Linked DNA regions of Homo sapiens: region 1 is linked to region 2. Evidence: chromatin loops called from intact Hi-C (ENCODE). Cell type or tissue: CD14-positive monocyte. All regions are shown on one strand. Links, peaks and the distances in the headings refer to the core of each region. The heading gives the core; the rest is flanking DNA. Region 1 overlaps PRKCA (protein kinase C alpha). Region 2 overlaps PRKCA (protein kinase C alpha).

Region 1 (9,146 bases), core at 554-8,553, 130 kb after region 2:
CTGGGTAGTTGTTTCAAGTTTCCTTTTTTTTTTTGAGCGGGGGGTGGGTGGGGCGGGGGCGGCTTCAAACTGGAGATTAGCAAAAATGAGTTGGATATTTCCTTAGACAGTTCAAACCCTCATAGGTGAACTCATCTCCGTCTCTGTTTCTGCTTAGTTTTCTGCACATCCTTTCTAAGAACTCACTTATGTCTATAAATACCTTTTAACAGGTTCTCTTCATATTTGGATACCAGGAGTAAATAAGTGATTTTGCAAGTATACTCAAGGATTCTGGACTAGGTGCTACTGTGCCCTTTATACAGTCTGGTGGGGTTTGGGGGGTGGGTGTGTGTGGAAAAGAGAAACTCCCAAACCCTCAAAGAGGATGGGGAACAATGTCCTGAAAGAACAGGGCTCAGGCAGCAGAAGAGCTGAGGGGTCTCTGTTCTGAACGGGTCCCCCTTCTCCCTGCCCTTCATCTTGTGTGACTGCGGTTGAGAAAGACCTGCAGGATTAAAGGATCTGGTGACCTTGGGACCCCGCACTTGCTTGGCAGTGACAGTCCTGAGGAACTGTATTCTTTCAGTTCCTCTATCAGCAAAGCAGCTCAGTAGGTAAAGGGCGAATTCCGGCATTTCAGTGTCTCTTGCCATGGGTAGCTCTCATATTTCCAGTTGATGATGTCTGGACACGTGCCCTTGTGAAATGAGTTGAGTGGTGTGAGATTGGGAGCCCAAACCTGTGAACACCCAACTGGGCTTTTTCCTGGCCATAAAAAGCTCGAATAATGGAGAGCTTTAGGAAACAAGTTGTTTGAAAACTCTGTTGAGTTGGCTTTGAGCATTCGTGGAACATTATTTTTAAGAACCGGTTATTTCATTTAAAACAGAGTAAAAAGAGAAGATGATTGTATTAGTCTGTTCTCATATTGCTGCAAAGATACTACCTGAGACCAGGTACTTTATAAAGGAAAGAGGTTTAATTGATTCATGGTTCTGCATGGCTGGGGAGGCCTCAGGAAACTCACAATCATGGTGGAAGGGGAAGCAAACATGTCCTTCTTTACAGCGCAGCAGGAAGGAGAATGAACGAGTGCTCAGTGAAGGGGGAAGCCCCTTATAAAACCATCAGCTCTTGTGAGAAACTAACTCTCACGAGAACAGGATGGGGGATACTGCCCCCCATGATTCAATTATCTCTGCCTAGTCCCTCCTACGACATGTGGGGATTATGGGAACTACAATTCAAGATGAAATTTGGGTGGGGACACAGCCAAACCATATCAGTGATTGAGGGGAGAACAGGGAATGAAACATCCCCTCTCAACAGTGGTAGGAATAATGGCCTGTCATCATTATTGTCAGCAGTAACTGACATTTCTTGAAGACCTCAGTGCATAAGGCACTGTACTGAGCGCTTTATATTCTGTGTCTTGTTTAATTTCATTCAACCCTCCCAACAGCCTGTACTACATTAAATACTACTGTTACCCACTTTTCTTTTCTTTCTTTTTTTTATTGAGACAGAGTCTTGCTTTGTTGTCCAGGCTGGAGTGCAGTGGCACAATCTCAGCTCACTGCAACCTCCGCCTCCCAGGTTCAAGTGACTCTTCTGCCTCAGCCTCCCGAGTAGCTGGGACTACAGGTGTGCACCACCATACCTGGCTAATTTTTGTATTTTTTAGTAGAGACAGGGTTTCAGCATATTGGCCAGGCTGGTCTCGAACTCCTGACCTTGTGATCTGCCTGCCTTGCCCTCCCGAAGTGCTGGGATTACAGGCATGAGCCATCGTGCCCGGCCTTTTACCCACATTATACAGGTGAAAAAAATTATGTTGCTCTACCATTTCCACAAATGGCATAGGCTGGCCTATTACTGTCCTTTTCCAAAATACGTGTCTCTCAAATAGCTCTGCAGCTCTTACAGGGCTCCTCGTTGTCCTCTGTGCTTTACAGTTTGAGATCCTTCACGTTGGAGGTTTGTAGAGGACCACAGTTGCAAAATAGGGTGCCTGGGGTCTCTGCTTATCTGCATTTTGTCAAAGGATACTATAGGTCATGGCGCATGGTCTTTTGCTGATGTTCGTTTTGGCAAGAAGCACTATTTTTCATCATTTGCCAAGAAAACCTTTTGTGCATTTTACCTTAAGGACCTGGATAGCATAAGCAGAGAAAGGGAATCAGCATTTCCATGTTTTGAAAAGTAAAACAAGACTCTTTTTGGTCTTTGCGCCCCCATGCCCTAGAAATCCCATAATAAGTGCAACTGTCTCCTTCTGCTGATGGATTTCCTAAGTCATTCCCAGAAAGAAGTTGGGTGCTTTGTATTGTATTAATATATTCATCCTAAATAAGGGTCTTGGGGTTTTCCCCCCTTCCAAGATGTATTAAGAAGGTTGCTTACTGTAGGCTTTGATTTATTTATTTCCTATGAAATGCCAGAAACACCAAGTCCTAAAATCCTAGATCCAAGTCATTGACTTCTCAGTGATTATGACCACATTGAATTGATTAAACTCAAGTGACTGACAAGGCGAATAAAAATAGCCCAAAATGAGTCCAGACCCCATGGTTTTAAGAGCCCCCCACCAGTTCCCTAAAGCTACAGGACGGAAAGGACTCCTGATCCTTTGTACCTGAAGAGTGTGGTGCCTAACGTATAGCCAATGTTCATTTGTTTCTTCTCTCTGTATTTTATAAACATAATTACTTTGAATGAATTGGGTTATTCGGGAAGTCAGCACATGTCTCCATCTCCTGCTTTCTATTTCTAGAGTCCTAAGATAGACTTTGCTGACAAGAAGAGGCCCCTGCCCCTTCAGAGCTTAGAGTGTAGCAGAGAGATGGGTATTCAGGAAATCCTCAAATAGTGACAGAGCCACAGCGGCAGTGAGTGACAGGCAGGAGAACTATAGGATGCTGGAAGTGCATACAACCGGGGTGTTACCTAGTCTGGGACTGGTGGTCAAGGGGGCTTTTTTGAGGCCTGGACAACCCACAGACCGAGGGTGGGCTAGTGAGAGCCAGTGAGGGACACTCTTCAAGATCCCAGCACTTAAAAGATTGGTTGGGCATGATGACTCAGGCCGGGAACCCCAGCACTTTGGGAGGCTGAGATGGGAGGATTGCTTGAGCCCAGGAGTTTGAGACCAGCCCTGGCAACACCGTAAGACCCCATCTCAATGAAAAGTAAATTAGTCAGGGCCGGGTATGGTGGCTCATGCCTGTAATCCCAGCATTTTGGGAGGCTGAGGCGGGTGGATTGCCTGAGCTTAGGAGTTTGAGATCAGCCTGGCAACATGGTGAACCCTGTCTCTACTAAAAATACAAAAAATTAGCCGGGCGTGGTAGCAGGCACCTGTAATCCCAGCTACTCAAGAGGCTGAGGCATGAGAATTCCTTGGACCCGGGAGACGGATGTTGCATTGAGCCCAGATCGCGGCACTGCACTCCAGCCTGGGAGACAAAGCGAAACTCTGTCTCCAAAAAAAAAAAAAAAAAAAAAAAAAAGTAAATTAGCTAGGCATGATGGTACGTGCCTGTGGTGCCAAGCTCCTCAGGAGGCTGAGGCAGAAGGATGGCCTGAGGCCAGGAGTTCGAGATTGCAGTGAGCTGTGATCACACCTCTGCATTCCAGCTTGGACGACAGAACAACGCCCTGTTTCCAAAAAAAAAAAAAGATTGGGGTGCTCTTAAGCTCACAGTTCTGGCCATCTCCTCTTTCCTAAGTGGAGGGAGATCGTGGATCCCTGAGGGGGAACCTACTTCCCCTTTCACTTCAAAGTCTGCTTCTGTTTCTAAAAATGAACTGAAACCCCATCTGTTTGCTCATGTATTTGAAAACCCTTGAAAATGTTTATTTTTGTACATCTTCATACGACTCTCGTCTCAGAGCTGCTTCTCCTCTTCAGGTGGTTTCTGGGCACACTGGGGACGTCTGTGCACCTCCTCTGAGTGGAAGTCAATGCCTGTGATCCCCTTTCTAAAGGAGGCACGGATAGCTGCTGTGCGGTTTTTTCAACCTGTAGCCAGTTTTCATGTTTTTGTTCTCAAAATAATACTTTTTTTTTCAGGTGAAGACAAGGAACATTTAATTTACACTGAAATGATTTTTCCTCTTAGACCTTCTGAAAGCTATGACGTATGTATATTTATACCATAATAGATGCTAATGGTGTCCTCTCTGGGTGATGGTCCCAGAGATGTTTATACCACGGCATTTCACTCCACTAATAAATGTGGGTGGATGGATGGACGGGCGGACAGATGGAAATATCACACAGGACTGTGCCCAGGTTCCAGACAGTTTGGCTTTAGGGCCCCAACTCTGCCAAGGGATATTTTTTATATAGCATCATGTTTTTCATCATGATGTTAGTCTCTCTCTCTTTTTTTTTTCTTTGAGATGGAGTCTCGCTCTGTTGCCAGGTGTGAGTGCAGTGGCACGATCTTAACTGACTGTGACCTCTGCCTCCTGGATTCAAGCGATTCTCCTGCCTCAGCCTCCCAAGTAGCTGGGGCTACAGGTGCCTGCCATGCCTGGCTGATTTTTTTTTTTTTTAGTTGAGACAGGGTTTCATACTGGCCAGGCTGGTCTTGAACTCCTGACCTCAAGTGATCCACCCACCCAGGCCTCCCAAAGTGCTGGGATTACAGGCGTGAGCCACTGCACCTGCCTGTAACATCATGATGTTACAGTCCCCCAGCTCCTCACCTGGCCTCCCTGTACCCATTCCTGGCCCCCTCCCTCCTTCAATCTCTTTTCCACTTCAGAGAGTGATCTTTAGCATTCCCAGCTCCACCCCACGCTTTCTGCCTGTAATCATTTAAAGGCTTCCCATTGCTTCTAGGATGAAGTCCAGGATCCTTAAACTGGCCTACAAGGCCCTGTATCATCAGCTGCCCTGCGTCTCCAGCCGCCTCTCCTCATCACCCACACTTTTTCTTCATAGCCTCCATCCCAGCTGTAATGCAGAATTTTGTTTGATAATTATTTAATTCATGTTCACCTCTCCCATTAGACTGCAAGCTTAGCGAGGCCAGGGGCTGTTTTGTTGTTTACCCTTGAACCCCAACCCATAGCACATGTAAGTACTCATTTGTCAGGTGTTTGTGTTTCATATCCATTTTTTGCCTTTTCTTACATACATGGACACACTTTTCTCTCTTTTGAGATAACTTCCAGAATTGAGTGGTTATGAGCAATTCCTGGATCCCTGTTTGCCTCAGAGCCGGTAACTGTTCTCACCTTTTGGGAACCATAAACGCTGCCATTGTTGACCTGAACACGAGGTGACTCTGGCAGGAGCCCTGGCCATCGTCCCTTTTTTGGTTATCATCTGACGTTTGTGCAGCTACACACATCATATCTCATTTGATCTCTTGGACTCCCGTTGGTTAGTAGAAACCTTATTTTATAGACAAACAGCTGAAGCTCAGAGGTGTTCAGAAACTTTTGCCCCATTTGCTGCAAGTGGTCCATGAGGGTCTGGAATCAAGACCTTCTGGTTCTGGTTTGATGCTGGGACTGCTCTTTCTGAATTGTTTCTATGCCTGTCTGTTCAATGTTATAATGATGAGGGGGCCAGTCCCTCACCAGCTGCATTCTAACTGGAGGCTAGAAAATAATGAATGGGAAGTAACTTAGGGGAAAACTATGATGAGGTTGTTGGCATTTGTTACTCTTGGAAAGAAGTGTAGCCTTGGAAACTAGAGGCTAAGAAATAAAGTGAGGCTTCTTAGATGTCGTTGTGTATTAAACAGGAAGCCCGTTTGCTCTGGCTGTAGAGTGTGCCCATGAGAGTTTATGGAAGAATGAACTTGACTCAATAAATAACCCACTCAGTGCATGATACCCTTTTCTTCAGCTGCAGGTAAATGTCTGTTATGGTGAGTGACATGGTGGCATGTTGGGCTCTATGAAACTGAGTCCACACACAGCCTGCTGTGCTGCCTGCCCTGAAACGGGACAGGCCCTTGGTAAATGACTTGCTACTGAATGGTAGTCCTCACGATGACATGTGTGGCCCATTTAATGAGAGAAGTAAAGACCGCAGAGGATGGAGGAAAGGGCAGGGGGAGAAGTTAGCTAATATTAAATTCCTGACCACCCACACCTAATGAAAAAGAATGTTCTCTGCTTGCAGAGGCAGTGAATTAGGCTGGCAAGGTACCAAGGGAGGAGGAAAAGTGTGTGAATGGATACCCGCTACATCTGAGCACAGACTTAACCCAGAAACGCAGGCGGTCAGGAAATCTAATGATGGCTTCGGACCTGGGCAGACTTGAGTTGAGACCTGTGCCCTCCGCCTCACGAGCCTCAGAAGGCTGTTGAGTCTTTTTCTGAGTCTCAGTTTCTCATTCTGTAATTGGGGGATGATAAGGATAAAACCTGACAAGATAATTGTGACTCAAATGCCAGTTCCTAGTACTGGTGTTAGCACAAAGCTGAGTAAATACTCATGGATTCAAAGGCGCGAGATGTCATACCATCCAAGTTATCAGGAATGTGTTTGCTGAGGGCTCCCTGGGTGCTGACCTGGCTCTACAGGTTCTGAATAAAGAGTTGAACAGGGTCTAGTTCCTGTAGTCAAGGCACTTCAGATAGAGAGAAACTGGCTTGCCACCAACTCTCATGGAATCCCAGATGTGTGTGCTTTCATAGTTCAACGTTCTGGAATCCAGAGGTGTCTTACATGATGGCCTGTCATAGTTTAATGGGCCGCCTTTTATTTCTTGGAGGTACATCTATGATGGCTGGGGGTGTGGATTCTCAGAGACCTATCGTCAGATAGTTCCTTGGAGCAATTCTCAGAGCTAGGCTGCTTAAGGCATATGAGGGCTCAGGACTCAGAGCCCTCCTTCTTTATGACCTTCCAGGGAACATCCCTTTTCCTGGAGTGTAAAATACTGCATGTTATCAGGTTTGCAGTTTCCTTGAGTTAGGGTGGGGGTGTCACAAGGCTTATCTTTGAGGCTGAGGTTCAGTGGATTTGGAGAAGTGTGTTGGCAATGAATTTCGGGGAGAATCTTCCCCTCGTTGTCTGCCTGTGTAAGAGTTAATTTTAGCAGTTGTGATTGTGAATTATTTGTCAAAAGATACTCCCACTTCTGAAGCCCTTGTTTGCACCTGGTGGAGACAATAAAGCTTCTAAGAGCAAAATATAATTTTCTTCCCTGCTTGTTTCTTTTCTTAGCATTTTAGAAAATCCCACTCAGTTTCTAGAGTTAACACCTTTCCCCACTAATCAGAACACAACACACAACACACACACACTCTCACACATACAGACTCCCTCACTGACCTTATGGGCCCTTTGCTCTGCTAAACACATAGGTACTGGATGGAGTTTGTAGCAACATGTCCCTGCCCCGAATTTGTCATCCAGATGTCGCCTTTGGATGTCATGTCCTTGACATTGACCCAGGGTGGGACTTCTGCAGTCAAATGCTCTACCCCTGAGCTATCCCCCCTACGGTGGGACTTCTGAATAAAGCCTGTGTCACTGTCTCTCTGGTTCCCTTCAGCGGGAGCTCTCTGTGGTTTAATGGAGTCTCCACTTGACCAGGAGTGTTTCCAGATGAGAAACCCAGGGAGGGCTGCAAGCAAATGAGAGTGAAAACTGAGCTCTGTCCCACTCCAAATGGCATCCGGGATTCACATACCAAGGCTGGCTGGGAACAGCTGATCCAGGCTGATCCTGACACTGGAGAGTCCAAGCATTGGAGGCCAGAGGCCATTCAGAAGAATTACCTCGGAGTAGAAGGCTTCCTAATGAGCAATAAGGAGGAACTCCCCCATTCTTAGGGCACAGGCCTAATTGAAACCATCCTGGGAAGAGAACATCTAATTAAGTCTGACTCCTCAGAGGACTCAAATAGTTATATATGAAGAAATGCTAATCTCGTGGCCTTACTTGTGGCTAGGGAACCTGAGGTGATGCTCAGGACAGCAATACCAGCCCTTACGGCCTTGCTGTGTGTCCTGGGCTGTGAACAGTGCAGAAGTCCCTGTCTGTTCCCGTGATTTTGACAGAGGATGCCAGAGGCAGAAGTGCTGCTCTTTGGTGGTGTCCTTGGTGGTGTTTTCATCTGTCTACATTAGGGTTGGGTTCACTTTTTTTTTTTTTCTTCTTTTTTTTCTTGAGACAGGGTCTGGCTCTGGCTCAGGCTCTGTCCAGGCTGGAGTGCAGTGGCATGATCTTGGCTCACTGCAACCTCTGCCTCCCAGGCTCAAGCCATCCTCCCACCTCAGCCTTCCAGGTAGCTGGGACTACAGGTGCGTGCCACTACACCTGGCTAATTTTTGTATTTTCTGTAGAGACAGGGTTTTGCCGTGTTGCCCAGGCTGGTCTCAAACTCCTGAGCTCAAGTGATCCGTGCACCTCGGCCTCCCTAAGTGCTGGGATTACAGGCTTGATTCCAGCCAAAGTGCCTGGCTGACTCTTTGAATTAGAAGTTAAGGTGAGTTTTAGAACTCTGGTCTTTTCTGTGATTTGAAATGTTGCCTCTGGGGAAGGTGCTGTTTTCTAGTTTTATGAAATGATAGACTCTCTTCCCAACACACACACACACACACACTCACACATTCACACTCACACTCCCACCTCTTGAGAAGACCACAGGAGCTGTGGAGACAGTTGTCCTTGGTGTGGCCAGCCTGGTTGTGGGACATGGGCCTTAAGGTGCAGCACCCCCATTCACCTTCTCCAGGATGGAAACAATTTTCTTCTTCCTCATTGGCCTTGCTCAAGAAATATGCCAGGCATTTTCAATGTCTTCTGTCCAGACCCAGAAGGATACTCAGACTACTTCTGTTTAAATGGGGCTTGTTTTTCATAAGCAGTTGCATTGTTGATGTGGCTAAATTTAGACAGAACCCCATCTAGATTGTGGTCAAGGGCTATGAATGCTGCCTCCACTGAGCACCAGGTGGGCTTGTACATTTTGGTGACTCATTGCTGCTTGTGATGAGAGGGGCCTGCACACTTAAACCCCTCCAAGGCAGCACTGCCCTGTTCAGTCTTACCTATGACTCAACGTCAGGAAGCTGAGGACCCCGGTAGCCTCTAGAACTGAGGTGTACCCCTGGGCTGCAGTGGAAGAGGATCTTGGGGCCCTAGTGATCCCCTAGATCTAAAAAGCAAAGAGACAGCTTAGAGGAAT
Region 2 (9,146 bases), core at 637-8,636:
ATATTAAATCACTGATATTTTTAAGCGAAATGTTTAGAGTTAGATATGGTTTTTAGTAGGGGGGATGACTCTAAGTTAATTTTAAAAGTATGTGAAATACTTTGTACATGAAACATTCTATGTGAAGCAAGAGATTATGACTCTCAACCTTCCGAAGAAATTTTAATGCAGTTCATTCTGGTAGAACAATACCTGCAATTGAACGTCCACGTCAGGGTTCTCTGCTTACAGAGTAAATTCTCTAAAGTCATGTACAAGAACAAAATAGCCTCCCTATGTGCTTTGAATGCTATTGGTTCTCAGTAGAAATTAGATCGTGGTCATCTCAAATGCAAACAATAGGAATTATATTTTCTAAGATCTGGTTTCTTAAGCCAACATTAAATGTTAAAAGTGATGCCGTTTGGCAGTTTCTAGACATGTGATATTTTAAACAAAAAGAAGCCACTTTGTTATCTTTAGGGAGATAAAAACAATTTTCATTTGGTCTTCAGGAACAAAATAAGCAACTTCCTTTTACAATTTTAACCATAAACTGTTTTGTTACTTGAATATTGTGTTGTAGCCAACAAGTTTGAATATACAGTCATGTTCTTGTCTTGAAATTTTAGTATTGATAACATAGTATAAAAAATTGGAAAAAAGGTTGATACATCGAAATAGTTCAGTGATCCTTTATAGGCAAGATTTTTTTCCCCCCAAGGTTGAATTTACACAGTAATCTGACTAGATATTTAGGTATGTTTTTTTCTATTAAATCATTGGGTTTCACATACAAACCTTTAGTGGTAGAGTACTTGGTCACATAACTTGTTTAAAATATGCTATCCAACAGAAAATATGTTAAGATATTTTGTTCTTGTTTTTGTTTTTCAGGGGGTTTGGGAAACAAGGCTTCCAGTGCCAAGGTAAGCTACCACTTTTGGTTTTATTTTCAAGCACAACATGAAATAAGCATTCCAAACAAGAACATTATTTCCAGTCATATTTTCTTTCCAATAAAAAAATGTTATTTAGATAATTTTGAAATATGAGGGCTGTAAATTTGGGCCTTAAAAAATAATTGGGGCCTACTAATCTGCATATAGAGCTGCCTTTTTCTCATTGGAAAAAAAAAAAAAAAGCCTTTCTGTAATTTTATTTTTTGCCGAGAACATTCTTGTCAGAAACTGCTGTCTTTGTGTGGGTGTTGAGAAAAAAATGGAATCACTTTGTATTCAAGTGGCTTTTCTTCCTTGTTCTTCCTCTTTGTTTTTATTCTTCATCGCTTTTACTTATGTATTGAGTTGGACTCACTGCAACTAATTTTAGGCCGTATTTCATTCTAGTAAGGGTTTGTTTTGTTTAGAATACCAGTTGTCATCGAGAACAAAGTTTGCATGTTTTAAAGTTTTGTTGATGATTTGATGACTGATTTCTATGGTATGACTATGTAGCATGCTTTCCTTTCAGCTTACATATCTGACAAAACGTGATATCAGCCATCACATACAGAAAGAAATCCATTTGCTTCACCCTCTGATCTGTAATTGCATTTCACACACATCGAATATCTAACTTTTTGTACTCTCCATTCTAATTGTTTGACTTTTCCTTTTTGAAGAAACCCACTTTAGAGCTTGTGAAGGCATCACAGGCTCATTAGCTAACTTTTCTGGCTCTCCTGCTCATTGTCTATATTGTGTTTATTTAGTTCTGGTTCCATTTCCCATCTGGGCATAGATTTATTATTAGGGCAAGCAGAAAGTACATTCTAGCCTGGAAAATATTATCCTAACACTGTTTAATATTAAGTGCATTAGAGAGAAAGGCACTGTGTACTTTTTTACAACTTTGAGATTGTGCTAGTAAATTGGTTGCCTTTTAAAAACTAGTTCAAATTTGTGAACTTGTTTCTTGTATACATTTTCTAAACATATTTTAGATGGGAGTATTTTATGGTATGATTATTCATTTAATATTCTACCTTCCTTTCTCCAAGATGTGCTTAAAACCCCTACTGAGTGTATCATTTTCAGAGTTGCATTTGAAAATCAAGGGATATTCCTTTTAAAAAGAGAAGAAAGAGAAAGATGTGTTATACCAGTCTCTACAAAAGATGAAAGGAAAATGTAGCTCTTTCTAGTTCTCAAAGTTGTGGGCCTGAACTTTATGGGTGAGATTTGAGCCTAGGCTTGAACATGACTTTAGGGAGTTTAAAGATGTAAGGTTCTGGGCCAATGTGATTGACATCTGTTATTTTTGGTGATATTTTTCGTTTGGGTGGGGACTTACATAAATCTATAAGAAAATTTTTGTACTGAATCTTCTCCATACTGCTTGTCTGGGAGAAAGTGGTTGTCTTGTTCTAAAACTTTTATCATTTTCTGCATAAATAAAAAATAAGGTTGATTAGAATAAGGTTGGTTCCTCTTAGACCCGCTCATCTGAGCAGATTTTGTGGAAATCACAGTGGCCGTATTACTAGGCTCTAGGGGGTTTTGCATGATTTCCCCCAGAGCATCTCTTGAACTTTTAGTGGATTAGCAGATTAATAGTTTCATGGCAACATAACTCCCTTTTACCTAAATTAAAAAAGTGAAACCCATAAAAATTTTAAACTGTATAAAATAAAAAGTGAAATTGCATATGCTTCTCTTTTCCCTCCTCCAGAGATAACTTCTGTTTGAGACAACCATTCGTTCACTCACTCACACATACTTAGTTTTTAAAAGGAGATCAAAATTTTATACGACTTTGCAACTTGCTCTTTTCACTCAGCAGTAGATGGTGGATATTCTTCCACATCAAAGCATCAGTTCTGCCTTACTCTGCTTAGTGGCTGCATGTGTGGATGTATCCAATTTATTCACCCATTCCTCTATCAAGGGGTATTTTGTAATTCGTTCTTACTAGTACAAATACCTTTGTCAAGAGCATTATTGGACACTAGTATAGGTATTTCTACAATAGATAGCCAGAAGTGTGTATGTGTGCATCTTACATTTTAACGGGTGCTGCTAAATTGCTCTTCAAGAGTTCCAGTGCACATTTTTTTGTATTAATGGGACTTCCTCTTCATTTTTACCAGTGAAGATATCGGGTAATATACATCTTTTACATTTTTTACCAATCTGGTAGGTGAAAAGGGGCCCCTCTTTTAGATTTCCATCTCCTGCATTATGGGTGAGCTTGAACTTTTTTTTTCAAATGTGTTTTAGCCATTTGTGTTGTGTGAATTGCCTTACTCTACCTAATATTTGAAACTCTGGATTTACAAACCAGACAAATTAGAGAAGTGACTATGTGCTTTCTATATAGTTCTTTGCTTTGGTGAAGAATTTAACCTCAGATCTCTTTAAATAATGAATTACCCTAGTGCGTTTACAAATTACAGTTCACAGAGACCTTTTCCAATAGTATACATTTATTTGTAACATGCTGTCTGCTTGTTATATTTTGTTTACTGTGTCTCATCTGTATTTGACTTCTAGTAGGCATATGCTAGTCCATTGTATTTTATTGTTTGTTGTAACTTAAGAAGGATATGTTACCTCAGGGTGATGCTTTTAATCCCACAAATATAGTTACCCAGCATTTTCTGTTTTGGCTCCTACCGCAAAATTAATCTTTCTATTAACATCTGACTATCGTAGAGTGAAGTTTTCTTTTAATGCTCTCTAATTTTGTTTTTTTTTTCCTCGGTTTTGTTTGATAGAACATCATTCTTCTGCAGGAGAATAACTCATTCTCATTCATACCTTTGGCAACACACTCTCTGGAAATGACAGCTGGAGTTTGAAACTGCTTTTTGTATTCCTCATACATCAGATTATTTTTACCCGATGAGGCAGTGCTTTCTGTCCACTAGTATGTAGTATGTTGCTTTGGTTAGTAGGTAAAATATCTGCAGCAAGCATAGTTTTTCTTTTTTTAACTAGAGGGGTGTGTATGCTCCCAGTGACTCACATATTCATGCAGTAAGTAATATAGCTTTAGATCCAAAATATTTATCTTCATTTTACTTAGTAAATGGTGAGTAGGTATTTGAAGACTAAAGAAATAAGTGAGTTTTAGTCCTTAAAACTGGGTTTGTAATTTATGCCATTTAGAGAATGGCATCTTACAAGCATGTGAAGTACTAAAGTTATTTCTACTTTCATTTATGTTGTATCTTGGGGAAGGGAAGGGCGTTTCTCTGGAGAGACTTATTGGCTTATTCTCATGTTCCCTTCATGGACTCTGTGCCATTCTTCTTTATATTGCAATATAGGTATACAATCCTGAAAACTGATATTACCAGGGCAAGTAACACAGGATCCCGTTGTCAGAATTTGCTGCCTGAAACGGTGAAACCAAGGGCCATTCTTCTGGGGAGGAGAAAGATGAGTGTGTAGTAGATTTCCAAGTGGGAAATACTTTTCTTAAGGTCCTCAGAGATAAAGACAAGCGTGTTCCTTCACAGCTCTGAAGTGACCCTTTTTACATGACTTGGAGTTGCCTTCTTATTTTTGGTTGAATGTTTTTTTGCTTGATGTACCCCTAGCACTCATTTCATCTCCATAAAACTAGCAGAGATCTAGTCCTTGCCCACTTTTTTTTTCCCCCGTCAGAGAAAGGAGAAGAAGACAGGAAGTAGATTTGTGTGGTATGGACATTGATGAAGTTGAGTTTCAAGTCTGGAAGGTCTGTTTCCAGTTGGTAGTTTCTGTCTTGCACTGGCTACTTCCAAAGTCAGTCATCAGAGAACAGAGCGATCCACTGTACTGCTCAAATGCACTCTTTCTCTGGGGCAGTGGAGCTGAAACAGTGTTATCCACTGCTTTCAGTACTGGAAAAGGGAAAGAGCCAACTCGATTTTTTTCCCCCTCCTTAGGCGGAGCAACACCCATGCACTTCTCTAATTACAGTGGTAGAAACAGCCTCTCAAAATGTGACCTGCCTATTTCAAATGCCAAACAGTTAACATAGTTTGTTTCATCTGCCTAACCTCCACTTGTTTTCTCTAATTTTTTTTTTTTTTTGCTATTCTTTGTCTTTTAATATCACAAATGAAAATGTGCTACAAACCTAGGCTCTTTGATGAGGTGAAGATACTCAAGAGACAGCGTGAGAATTAAGCTCTGTCAGTAACCATGACCAACAGGAGCCTGTTGTCCCTGAATGATCGTCACTGGATTTTGAGGGGTCTGCTGGGAAAGAATTTACATTTTTGTGCTTTCAATGATGCTACTAAAGTTGTTTTGAATCTTGAGTCATTTCCCTGCTAAGAACATAACACATATTGTACTTCATCTGTGACTTCAACTGAAGCTCTGCATTTTTCAGTGTTAAGGGTTAAAAAATCAGCTACTCTTCCCCTTTGATATTTTGTTTTGAAGGCCTGTTTCAGAGAAGGTATTTGCATTGGCTCATCTGAGCAGGGTGGTGATTTCTATTCCTTCTGTAAGAATGAAAGTTGGTGTTTAAGGGAAGAAAAAAAAGAATGAGTCTCCTCTTGGCTGTGTGAGCTGAGGGATTCCAGAAAACAAGACTACTTAAGGAAGGTGGCCTTTAAACAGAAAGGGGGCAGTAGCGAGTGAGTCACCAGCCTTTCAGAAAAGGGATGCGCCGTTGTCCTCATCCGCCACGGTGTTCTGAGAGCTGAGTTGTATGGACACCAAGTACCAGGAGATAGGAGACTGAGGTACAAGTTGGGTGGAATCATGAGGTAGGCCAGATTGAGCAGAGGATCTGTCTGTCCTCCCTATGGCCAACTTGAGCAGAGGATCTGTCCTCCCTATGTACTGCATTGACCGCTGCTTGCACTGTGTGGCCTCTGGCTGCCCGCTGGTTTTCAAAGTTAGTGCCAGGGTTTTCCATTATTCTGTCTTCAGGAGGGGTTCAGCCCTTGGTACCTCAGTTTTGATTGGTTACCCATCCCCAAATTGTAAGTTATGTTAATTAGAGATAAACTCTTGGAGGTTTAGTTCCAAAAAGATAGAATGCATGGAAGACTGAGTATAATTTGAAACCTAGAGTTTTTGTAGTAATGCCAGGTCAAAGCATTATCTCAGTCTCAAAGATGAAATGGTCAGTAATGCCTGAATTACAGAGAAAAGTGGTGGAGGTGGACAGTTAGAACTGCCTTTCTGTGGTTGGGTGCAGTGGCTCATGCCTGTCATCCCAGCACTTTGGAAGGTTGAGGCGGTCGAATTGCTTGAGCCCAGAACTTTAAGACCAGCCCGGGCAACATGGCAAAACCCCATCGCTACAAAAAATAGAAAAAGTAGCTGGGCATGGTGGTGCAGCACCCGTGGTCTCAGCTACTTGGGAAGCTGAGGTGGGAGGATCACTTGAGCCTGGGAGGTCGAGGATGCAATGAGGTGTGATCGTGCCACTGCATTCCAGCCTGGGCGACAGAGTGAGAGCCTGTCTCAAAAAACAAAACCAAACAATAACAAAAAATGCTATTTTTCTTTTCAACAGTGTTTTTCCTCCGTAAAACTGCATTAATACTTAGAAGTAGGGATGGTTAGATAAAACTAGTGTTGAGTGTTCCCATTTGGTGCTATATACTTGTTATAAAATGATTTCTGATTAATGACTTTCTGAATTGCTACTCTTTTACTTTATACGGTAAGTGAAAGTGTTTCGTTAATTTATTCACACATCAATCCTACCCCCGCCACCAGAAGCTGGGGTTGTAGCATATGGAGAGGCTATTTATCCTCATAGGTCGTGAAAGCCGAATAAATGTTTACTTTTGCAGATAAATCTGATGTTTGAGTTTCCTTTTCTTTATATTATTTTATTTTTTTGAGATGGAGTCTCGCTCTTGTCTCCCAGGCTGCGGTGCAATGGTGCAACTTTGGCTCACTGCAACCTCTGCCTCCTGGGTTCAAGCAATTCTTCTGCCTCAGCCTCCTGAATAGCTGGGATTACAGATGCATGCCACCATGCCCAGCTAATTTTTGTATTTTTAGTAGAGACGGAGTTTCACCATATTGGCCAGGCTGGTCTTGAACTCCAGACCTTAGGTGATCCTCCTGTTTCAGCCTCCCAAAGTGCTGGGATTACAGGCGTGGGCCACTGCACCCAACCAGAGTTTCCTTTTCTTTACATTTTTTGGTGGTTTCCTGCCCTCCGAGTATTTCACTCTCCTGGATGATACTATTGAAATTTAAGTTTTTAGACACATTAACTCCTCACTTGCTCAATTGTTTTTCTTCATGCAGATTCAGAGTATTCCATTTCCAAATAGCATTAGTTTCACAGCTGCCCTATCAGGATAAGTCCAACTCCTTAGCAAGACATTGGAAGACTCTTAAAGTCTCCTGCCTGACCTCTTCAGACTTACCTACAATGCTTTCCTTCTTCCTATCCCTGGGTCATTGTGAATAAGTTGCAGTTTCCCAGAAAGTGCTTGTTTCAATTCTTTCCTCAACCCCGTTTGCCCAGATGATATCTGTTTCACCTGTTAAGTCTTAGTCTAAGGTTTAGCTCTGGTCTTTCCCAATTGTCCTATTCTACATGTTCTTCCTATCGTAGGACCTTTTTTTTTTTTTTTTTTTTGTGAGACAGAGTGTCACTCTGTCACCCAGGCTGGAGTGTGCAGTGGCACAGTCTCACTTCACTGCAACCTTTGCCTCCTGGGCTCAAGAAATTCTCATGCCTTAGCCTCCTGAGTAGCCGGGATTACAGGCACATACCATGACACCCAGCTGATTTTTGTATTTTTAGTAGAGACGGGGTGTCGCCATGTTGGTCAGGCTAGTCTCGAACTCCTGACCTCAAGTGATCTGCCTGCCTCGGCATCCCAAAGTGCTGGGATTACAGGCGTGAGCTCCCGCGCCCCACCCTTCCTATCATAGGACCTTCACACTGTATCACCTCTCTACTTCTGTTTCCTCTGCCAGTTTTGAGTGCGAGGACTGAGTCTTATTTCTTTTTGTGTCTCCAGTGTGTAATGTGGTGCCTGACACTCAGTAGATACTATGTAAATATTTGTTGGGTGTGTGATTATATAAATATTAAGAGATGTGATACAAGCATTCATAACCAGAAAGATCACAGTGACTTCTGCCTGGCTGCCTTTTCTATATTTTTTTAAAGCAAGTTTATAATCCAAAGTTGTGCCAACTAAGATCTTAGGATCATTAAAGAAAAAGTACTTTTAAAGCTAAGCATACTTATTCAAAAGAGGGAGCAGAAAATTCTACCTTTATGTATATAATAAGTTAACATATGTAATGGCTAAACCTAACACATTAACACTGCAGAAATAAACCACTTAATGTGTCTTCTTTCTATCTTTAGAATATTATCCAAGCATCAAGAATAAATCTTATTGCACAAATAAAACAAGAGTGTATCATGGGCTATAGCAGGAGGGGGAAAATGTCTTGGGTATAGGGTGAGAAAGTAAAACCAGCTTTTAGTACTTGTTTGGTACAGTTATTTAAATGCTCTATTTTACTTTGAGATTGGTAATAACTGGAGCTCAATCATCATGCTCCAGAGGGAGTAGTAGCTCAACTTCACTGATTCTGTTATTTTTAAAATTTTTGTACCTGAAAGGTTTTTGTGCGTTAATACATTTTTTGTGCCTTAATACAAATAATAAAGGTTTTTGTGCTTTAATATGCAAGTAAATGTACATGAATGGCAGCGGCAGCTTTGGAGTGAAACAGCTGTGATTATGTTTATCATCACAGATTATAACGGTGATTAGAATCACTTTCAAGATTTTATTCAATTGAAAGGAAAGAAAATGGATATGTATTCAATGCTACATTATGTCAGACATCTAGCTTTCATATTTTATATGCTTTCATTCCAAAAGCACCCCATAACAGGATGTTATCCCCATCTTAGAAATAGAGCTAAAGTACTTAACCAGGCTGGTGGGGCGTGTCATGGGTTCAGATTCTAACGGTTCTGCAGAAAACATTCTTCAGAGCCAAGTGGAAACTTTTGGTATGAATGAAGCCCGGATTTATATTAGGAGAGGAAAGAATGATGCCATTATGAAACATTTCTTGGTGACATAAAATTAAGGTTTCACTGTCCTCATCAGTCTGTCAAAATTTCCACGGCAGACCCTTTATTTCAGGTCTTGTTTTCCACCCAAACTGTGAAATCTCATGCTAAACTTAAGGCATGGCCACTTCAGTGTTGGCTGTGTC

The links. A loop is a pair of places that touch in the nucleus more often than their neighbours do. Peaks named below come from ENCODE experiments on the same cell type or tissue, not always from the same donor. Only the 100,000 strongest peaks of a DNase experiment are listed, where the experiment ranks them.
Region 1: a loop joins it to region 2, with 2.3 times the contacts of the local background. A loop is called at or near these places in 10 of 110 quality-filtered maps.

Annotation. Positions count from the first base shown.
Region 1 is chr17:66,437,698-66,446,843 of GRCh38, forward strand. All of the region lies in intron 2 of PRKCA (protein kinase C alpha), which reads left to right. Among named protein-coding and RNA genes, the nearest start is that of PRKCA-AS1, 25 kb to the left of the region's middle. RefSeq lists a silencer at 1-100 and an enhancer at 3,768-3,967. In CD14-positive monocyte, for the core only: no CTCF peak of the experiment used is centred there; DNase peaks (open chromatin) are centred at 604, 3,074 and 3,734; H3K4me3 peaks cover 1,290 bases; H3K27ac peaks cover 3,038 bases.
Region 2 is chr17:66,305,220-66,314,365 of GRCh38, forward strand. PRKCA (protein kinase C alpha) reads left to right here. Exons shown (of 17, transcript NM_002737.3): 2 at 877-908. Among named protein-coding and RNA genes, the nearest start is that of PRKCA, 7.2 kb to the left of the region's middle. In CD14-positive monocyte, for the core only: CTCF peaks have their summits at 5,492 and 5,742; no DNase peak of the experiment used is centred there.